2 separate regions of the Mus musculus genome follow, and region 2 is linked to region 1. A link is a contact called in ENCODE POLR2A ChIA-PET data. All regions are on one chromosome and are shown on one strand. Each heading gives the region's core, a stretch centred on a gene start or an enhancer-like site at or near the end of the contact. The rest is flanking DNA. Distances are from core to core; before and after follow the strand shown.

Region 1 (4,490 bases), core at 1,207-3,706:
TTAGGAAGACGAGTGTCAGAAGACTCGGATCGTAAGGCTGTTCGTGTGTATGAGTCCTGCCAACTTTACAGCTACCGAGGAGGGACAGAAGACAGAAGTACTCACACTTTTTCGGTTGGCAACTAAAATAAATTAGAAAAAAAATTTTTTAACTTTTCTGGGAACCTCTTACAGGTTATATAACTGAAAAAGACTTGAAGACGGAATTTAACCACAGAACCACAGGAGCCTTCAGTTTTTCCAGGCTCAAAACCATGGAAAGTGTGACCACACTAATGAGTACTTAAAGGGAGGCAGGCCCTAGTAGGTGATTACCAAGCCAAAACATCCCCAAGAGGAACCCTATTGGCTACAGACTATTTCCTGGGGTTCAAGCCCTGGAAATGCCACACAATGATGCACAACAGGAATCGCACTAAGAAAGAGGAAACAGAATATTTCCTTTCTTTTTTTTTTTTTTTTTTTTTTTTTTTTTTTGGTTTTTCGAGACAGGGTTTCTCTGCGTAGCCTGGCTGTCCTGGAACTCACTTTGTAGACCAGGCTGGCCCCGAACTCAGAAATCCGAGAGTGCTGGGATTAAAGGCATGCACCACCACTGCCCCGCTGAGAATATTTTCAAACAAGAGTGAAGCCACAGTCTTTTTAAAATAGATGTAACATATGCCTAAGTGTAAGTGGAGATCAAAGCCCTTCCATTTAGGAAGGGGTGGGGGGACAACTAGGCAGTTTGTTTTCAAATGGCGCTACACTATTCACTCCCGAAGATGACCACCACCTCACTGTCAACACCGTACCCTCCGCCAGTCTCCTTTAAGACCCCAACTTTGTACAACAGCCTGTTCCTTCTACAGAGCTTATCTTTACATGACAGCGACGGTCAACTAAATCTTGGGGCTTTTTGTGGGGGGGAGGGAGCTTCTCATATGAAAGTTCACAAGAAGCCAGAAATTTTTTTTAAAAATGAAAAAATTAAAACATGAAAATCACTAATTTGAATTTTAACGATCATGCAGAGATTGGAAAGTTGCAGCTACTGAGCCTAATTGCAACTGCCCTTGGGTTATCTTTAGTCCCCAGGAAGCAGTTCTTTCTTGCCCACCTGTGTCTGATGTAACAGTGACTAACCTCCCGGAAACTGCTAGGGAAAAACACCTTGGAATTTATTATCTTAACAAGGTTTTCGAATGCTATCAGGCAGCCTCTGGGAGCCACAGCTGAGATTCCTCCACACTGCCCTAACTGCCTGCTTACCGCTTCCACTAATGCTTCTGAAAAGTACCTTAATTTGTTAATTTGTTCTGTTACTCTAAGAACTTATCAAACTGTTATCATGTTGGAACACTGAGTTTGCAGAAACCTGAATCTGTCCTGGGGCCATGGTCACTCGTATTTGGCTTCAAAATAATTTATTCTCTTTGAGATGCAGTTGTGTTTTGTTTTGTTTTTTTGCAAAGACAAAACTCAGAACAAAATCAACCACAGAAGTGAGCGCAGAATGTTGGGGAAACCACAAGAAAGTCAAGTAAACACTAAAGAGGAACTCCAATTTCCAAGGAAAAGGGGCTATTGCATCTCGTTCAACACCCTTCTTTCTCAGAAGGGGAAACCGGGGCTAAGGATACATCAAGTAAAACGTAATTCTGTCTTCAATCAAGAAAGGAAATGTAAACAAACTTCCAAAGCACCCAAAATATGACATTCTGAGTGGCTCTGGAGCACAGGACTTTTGTGGTCAAGTTTCAGAGCCATCAAAGCCCTACTAACAAAACAAACACACTGGCAGTCTCCGAGCGTGGTGAGAATCTATAGTTTAGAAAGTAGCCCTGGAGATTCGGAGACCTGGTAAGTCCCTGTTATCAGGCGTTCACGGAGTTTTACAATTACAAAGCAGAACGCATAAGGTCTGGCTCTCACACCCCACAACCTAAACTAGTCCGCGATCCGGCGGTGGATCCTTCCACGAAGGCCGCCGGCCTCGCCCAACTCCAAAGGGCTCTCTCTCCCTGGCCGGTCCGGCTGGGATGGGGCTCGGGGCCCGGATTCCAGGAGGCCCCGGGATCCACACTCCCACTCCACAGATTTCTGAGGTCTTGCTTCAGAGCCTCAAGCCCTTCGGAGGGAAGGTTGGAGAGGGTTCGGGAGCCACGCCTTCCACAAAGCTCGCGCTGCCACCTGTGGCTGTGTCCCGGCAGAGCTCGGCGCGGCGGGCCGGAGGACAGCAGGGCAGCTGTCCAAGAAATGCCAACTCCCCCGGTGCACGCACCTCGGACAGACCGCTGCGGTCCTCGGTGTCCTGGCCGCTCAGAACTTTCTTCAGCTTGTCCATGTCAGGGTCCCGACCGCCGCCTTTGGCGTTCGCTCCGCCTACCACTCTTCGGGGTGCGCAGCCGCCGCCCCTCCGCCCGCTGCCAACCACGGCGCGCCCCGCCCAGGCACCTGCCCACCTGCCCGCCCGGCATGCCCCGCGCCAGCCACGCCCCCTGAACGAGCTCCTTGGGGTCACCCGGGGCGGGGCCGAGAGAGTCGGGGTGAAGTCGGCCAGGCGATACCTAACCCGGAAGCTGGCTGCGCGCCCGGGCTTCACGGATTCGTTCCAGCGCCCAGCACCACCATGTGCCAGGGCCTGGAACAACGCAGGCCTTTCGCAAACTTACCCATGGATGCTGAAGTTAATCCGCTGGTGGTTGTACACCGCAGATCTATAAAAATATATATTTCCCACGTTAAGTAGAACAAATCAGTGTGCAACAGGCTGGAGCAGTACAACCCTGTGTATTCTTAAAAGCAGCAATTCCTACGTCATCCCTAGGGGAAATGGCTCGGGAGATATGACTTGGGCAACACCTGAACAGATGGCAAGTGGTGAGAAGAATCAATATTTTCGTGTTTGGTAAATGCTTTACTTCAATCAGTCTGCAGCACTACTGAGGCTATGAAGCAGAATCCATATGAAGTCATGGGCTCTTCCAGACAGGACAGAAATTTGCTCACCTTGCACACTGGTGGCCAGAGATATCTGGAACACCTATGTTAAGATTAAACTAGTTCAGAAAAGGCACTGAGACCAAGGTGTAGCTCAGTGAGAGAATGCTTGCCTAGCATATGCAAGGCTTTGGGTTCAGTTTCCACCACTGTCCCTGCTTCCCAAAAAAGGGAAAGGAGACCACAGAGGAACTTCAGAAACACCCCCTAGGTCACTTTACCTCCCACATATTTTCATGTGAGGTCTCCAGCGTCCTTCTTCACTTGTATAAAAACATAAAAACATAAGACCAGCTGCTGCTGCCTCTGCAGGGACTCCTCTTACCTGCCACATTTTCCAGTGAGTCCTTACACCTCTCTGTAAGACGTCAAACATCAGAGCACAGTGCAAAGGCTGTGTCCTGAAAGATCCACTCTAGCTCTGTCATTTGCCACTTAGGAGGCCTTGAGCTAGAAGCTCCTTAGCCTTTCTGGTCCCCAGCTGATTTCCTCTGTAGAGTGAGCACAATGGCTTCCAAACGTGACTGTGGAAAGCAAGCATGACTGTATAGACAGGTCTGGAGCAGAGGGGAATTTAAATAGCATTTAGTAGAAGCTGTCCTTGTTCTCTCCTAGCCTGATGGCTTTTCCAGCCACCTGTGGTGAGGTGATAGAACTGGCCCCCACAGGCTCATGTGTAAACACTTGGCCCATAGGGAATGGTACTACTAGGAGGTGTGGTCTTGTTGGAGTAGTTGTGGCCTTGTTAGAGGAAGTGTGTCACTGTGGGGGAAGGTCTCCTATGCTTTGACGGCTCCTATGCTCAAGCTCTGCCTACTGTGGTACATAGTCTCCTGCTGTCTTTAGATCAAGATGTAGAACTCTCGGGTTGGAGAGATGACTCAGTGGTTAAGAGACACTCAGATCAGTAGTGTTCATAACAGAGCACACAAAGGTTGAGGGATATTGGATCATGTGACATTGTTCTTAAATGTCTCTACATGGAGGTTTAGGCAGAACTCACAAGATTCATGATACTGATGCTAAAGCACAGAACACCAGCATCTCTGGATTACAAAAAGCACCTCTGTCAAAATTGCAGTTCCAAAAGGCATAAACTTTCAACTCCATTATTATTATTATTATTATTACTATTATTATTTAGCAATTTAATTTATTAGCATGTGTTAAATATTAGCTATACTTCTTACCTTTATCTTCCATATGAATATGAATGAATGTTAGGAATTTTTAAAAATATTTTTATTAGGTATTTTCCTCATTTACATTTCCAATGCTATCCCAAAAGTCCCCCATACCCTCCCCCCCCCCACTCCCCTACCCACCCACTCCCACTTTTTGGCCCTGGCGTTCCCCTGTACTGGGACATATAAAGTTTGCAAGTCCAATGGGCCTCTCTTTCCATTGATGGCCATCTAGGCCATCTTTTGATACATATGCAGCTAGAGTCAAGAGCTCCAGGGTACTGGTTAGTTCATAATGTTGTTCCACCTATATGTTAGGAATTT
Region 2 (4,349 bases), core at 1,143-3,642, 270 kb after region 1:
AGGTATCAGATTCATTAGACTGCCTGCCCATAGGTTTTATTTCAAAGATGACCTTAAACAGGTGATCCTACCAGCCAGCCCTTTACCTTGGAAGTGCTGGGATTACAGGATTACAGATGTCTGCCATCTAACCCAGGAAAAATCGCTTTTAAAGAAGTGCTGAAGTATGCATCATTGTTACACTTCAATTACTTAAAGCTAAACATAGTGGCAAACATCAGTAACTCCAGAACTTAGAAGACTAAGGCAGTTCTTAGTCTTAAAGAGTTTTCTCTTTGCAATGTCAGAGTCTAGAGAACAAACTGAAGCAGCAGAGGCTTGGTAGCTGGCACCCTCACCCGCTGAGCCATCTCGAGAGCCCCACTGACCATGTTCTCATTACCTTTATTATACACAGCCAAACCCAATTGAAATAAGACTAAATTATAACTTCACTCACACAAAACTTTAGCATTTGCTTTATTAAGGTAAAAGTCTGTTTTTTCTACACAAACTAAATTTTAAAATAAACTTTCACACCTCTTTTAAGACAAGGATTTTAAAAAGGACTTTACAAATATTAAAAACAAGCAGTCTAGGTACTTACTACAACATATGTAAATGATGTTTGCACAGTCATGACAGTGAACACATATTACAGAAAAGGGGACAGGGTCAGGTGAAAATTTACAGTGTAATCCCAGCTATCAGGAGAATGAGATAAAAGTTAAGGCTAGTCTGGACTATATAAGGAGTCTCTTTCAAATAAAAATTAAAGAGACTAAAACTTAGAACATTAAAATTCTTCATTAAGTACTATGTAATGTTTTACACACATTTTTATGTCTAAAAGGATCTCCAGACGCAGTGAAGAAAAAAGCAAGGGAGAAAAATGCTTTCACCACCATGCATCCGGTTTTCATTCACACACATGTAGGGTGCACATACAGGCACTAGTATTTATATATGTATGCATTTCTAAGAAGGAAATAAATCAAGGAAAATAATCACAAAACAGAAACATTTCTAGGGGCAGTGGCATGAAATCCAAATGGGACCGATTCTGGGACTTCTGCTTTTTTGTATTTAATTCTTACAATGATAACATTCATTTAAAAACATTAAAACGCACACCTAGGCGTCCTTTAAGCAATTTACAGCCAGTAGTATTGGCTGTAATGAGATTTCATTTCTTTCTATTTTTGTTGTTAGTAAAAAAAAAAAAAAAAATGACAGCAACAAATCGCTTCACTTGGCAAAGAAATGACAGAGTTGGGGGGAGGAGGCACTTTGAAGAAACAGGACTTTTTAGTTGACTCTGGCATGACCCAACACACTCAACAAAACTCACGGTACACAGAACGAAAAAGGTGGAACCCTGCGTCCACAGTCCTGAAGGTTGTTTTTAGAAAGCTTAACTAAGAAACAGAAAATGCCAAGTGTGTTTTCCAGGGGTGGGAACAGGAACGTGAAACCTTACACCACCTAAAAGAGGTCTACGGGACTGACAGCAGGCTGGACCTGGGAAGGCGCGGGGGTGGGGAGGGCTCCGCGATCTCTTTTAGGTTTGGGCTAAGCGCCACGGTTTACAGCGAGCCCGGCTGGGGTGTCAAGTCCCTGAGGGTGGTCAACAGCGTCTCTCTCGGGCGACATCTAACCCCTTGCGGAAGCCGAAGAAGAAGGTGGACAAGCAACACCTTGAGGTCTTCGGCTGAGCGGGGACAGCTCCGGAGAAAAGCAAAAGCGCCAACTTTGGCGTTCAACGTGGCATCTCCGTAAGGCTCGCGGAGTCTTCTCCGGAGTCCCAGCCCACGAGCGACCCCAACACCTTTCCGGGCTTAGTGCCGCCTCCCCACGGCCCGGCTCTCCGAGGGAAGCCCAGCTTGAGCCGCGCCTGGCAGCTTGCAAAGGGGACCCCGACCTTAGGAGGAGCGGGCGCGGATCGCCGTCATCCCACCTGAGACCTAGCCTGCGGGGCGCCCCGGTCGGGGCTCGGTCCGGTCGCCAACAGCCCCGGCGGCGCCCCCTCCCCCACCTCTGGGCGGCGACCTCAGCGCCGCCGCCCCGGGGCCCCCGCTCACCCAGGTAGCGGCTCCTCAGCCGGGACGGGTCCTCCAGCCCAAGGGACCTTTTCCTCACGTCCCACAACAGGTGCGGGCAGGAGCCACTCCGAGCCATGGCTCCGCAGGGGCTGGGGTGGGAAAGGGGAGACCACCGCGGGGGGTGGGGAGGGGAAGAGAGGGAGGGGACAGGCCGATCAACACCCGAGCGGCACCAGCACCATGCGCGCGCCCCGGGGCCTCGCCGGCGCCGCGACTCAGAGGGCGGCAGCCACGGCCGCGCCTTCTCCCCGGGAGCGGAGAGGTACCCGGGCCACGGCTCGCCTCATACTCTCCTCAGACTACCCAGAACATCTAGAGATCGGCAACAGTCCCCTCCCTCGACCCCCCTCCCGCGGGAGGCGGAGGCGAAGGCGGAGGCGGCCGCGAGCTCCTCCCTCTCCTCCCTAGACCACGCCCCCTCCCGGCCCTTCTCGCGAGAGGATGCACACGGGCAACAGAAGCCGCTGTGCGTCACGATTGCCCTCACCCTAGGAGAGGAGCTTGAGGGCGCTCTAGCCTACTCCTTAATGGATTGGAGAGGCATGACGGAAGCCGCTGAGGTTGTCTTGCTCACGCCTCTCGAGTCAAAGGAAAAAACCGGGCGTGATGACCCATGCATGCAATCCCAGCAGTCGGGAGGCTGGACCATAGCGAGATCCAAGCCAGCCTGGGGTACACAGCGAAGACACCGACTCAAAAACAATAAGTAAATAAGAGGAAGTCCGACAGGTATCCAGCGTCATCTTCAGTTCGGGAGAGGGAAGCCCAGAAAGCTTATTAGTCAAAGTGAGGGACCGGGCGGAAGTGCGGCTTCAGGTTCCCCTCTCCAACATGGCCTCCAGGGCCGGAAGGAGATGATTTCTGGCCACGCCTCTTCCGCTCTGTGAGGCCAGCCAATTAGAGCAGGCCGTTAAGCTTGCGCAACGCCTCGCCCGCCTAGCTCTAGCGGCCCCAGCACGGCGACCTCTGTAGCACCTGTTGCCATGACTCCTCCCCCTCGGTCTCCCCAACCCGCTCGCAGGAGGCGGGCCGGGGCGGGCTTTTGCTGAGCTCCGCCCCCCTGAGCCTTTGCGGGACTCGGCCTCTAGGTGCTTCACCTCTGGCTGCCAGAGCCGGGGAAGGGCGCCCTAGGGCAGAGGCGGACGCCCCAGCGCTGCAGAGAGAAAGTGACGAGCCGCCCTTCGTTGTCAGCCAGGAACGCGGACACAGCGGCGCTCCCACCCTGCTGCTGTCGATCCCTAGGCCGCCGCGATGGCAGCTGCCGGCGCCCGAGGCCTGCGGGCCACCTACCACCGACTCATGGATAAAGTGGAGTTGTTGCTGCCAAAGAAATTGAGGCCGCTTTACAACCACCCGGCAGGTAATGAATCCTGAACGGCTCGCACGGAGATCGTTCCTCTCCCTCCGAAACCGGGACATTAGAGGCCCTGTGACAGTTGAGTTGCTACCGGAATCCCAGAGCCCTCATCTCGCCACTGAAGGGAATCCATCAATTCTCCTAGTCTTTCACCTTGTTTCATCTTAGGTCTCTTTCCAAAAACCGAGTATCAGCACCCAGTGCCCTTGTTGACTTTTGATGTCTTCGCTCCCTTAAACACTGCTCACACTCCCGACCTCTCCTCCAGACTTGAACCTTACTTAACTCCTGAGAGCCACGAAGGGGTCTTGGGCCACCATGAAACCCTCCTTCTCCTCCCCTTTCTCCCTCCGTGAATTTCTAACGCACACGTGGGGTAGAGCTGAAAAGGTGTCTGTCTGGTCTCAGCAGAGGGTTTGGAGTAAAGGTCATACTTTAGTTCCTCTTGGCAGAGGCCTGCTAAGTGAGCCCTCCCCAAAATTGGACGCTCCCCACCCCCATCCCCTTCCCCTTCCCGGTTCAGTCAATGTCAACCTGGTTCCATAGACCCAGTATAATAAGCCAGTCATTATGCAATCACTGACCAGGTTATATCTGTGTTTTATGTGGGCAGATATGAATACAGTTCTGTTCCACCGCTCACCAAGATGTGACCTTGGGCAAAATTCTATACCTCTGTCTTAATTCATATAAAATGTATTCAGTGTGAAAATCAAAAATAACATATGCTTGATTCTTTGAGGATGTTAGCTGTCACAAGTACTGGATAAGAATTCTTGTAGTTAAAATAATTCTTTAAGAAACTGGAAGGCCCCTGTCCCTCTAGCTCTTTATCACAGTTATTAAATTAGTTTATTTCTAATACAAAATGGGTGATAGTAATACTTGGGTGAGGACTAAAATCTGATTAT

What was found. ChIA-PET counts read pairs that join two places held with the same protein, here RNA polymerase II (POLR2A).
Region 2: POLR2A ChIA-PET joins it to region 1 with 20 read pairs in embryonic stem cell. The contact joins the promoter of Dcaf6 here to the promoter of Sft2d2 in region 1. POLR2A ChIA-PET finds 5 or more read pairs at or near these places in 3 of 5 experiments (Patski and embryonic stem cell).

What each region holds. Positions count from the first base shown.
Region 1 is chr1:165,191,977-165,196,466 of GRCm38, forward strand. It overlaps Sft2d2 (SFT2 domain containing 2), which reads right to left and starts at 2,457. Exons shown (of 8, transcript NM_145512.4): 1 at 2,264-2,457. The coding sequence starts at 2,326.
Region 2 is chr1:165,458,071-165,462,419 of GRCm38, forward strand. Dcaf6 (DDB1 and CUL4 associated factor 6) reads right to left here and starts at 2,393. Exons shown (of 19, transcript NM_028759.1): 1 at 2,061-2,393. The coding sequence starts at 2,157. Mpc2 (mitochondrial pyruvate carrier 2) reads left to right here and starts at 3,190. Exons shown (of 5, transcript NM_027430.3): 1 at 3,190-3,441. The coding sequence starts at 3,333.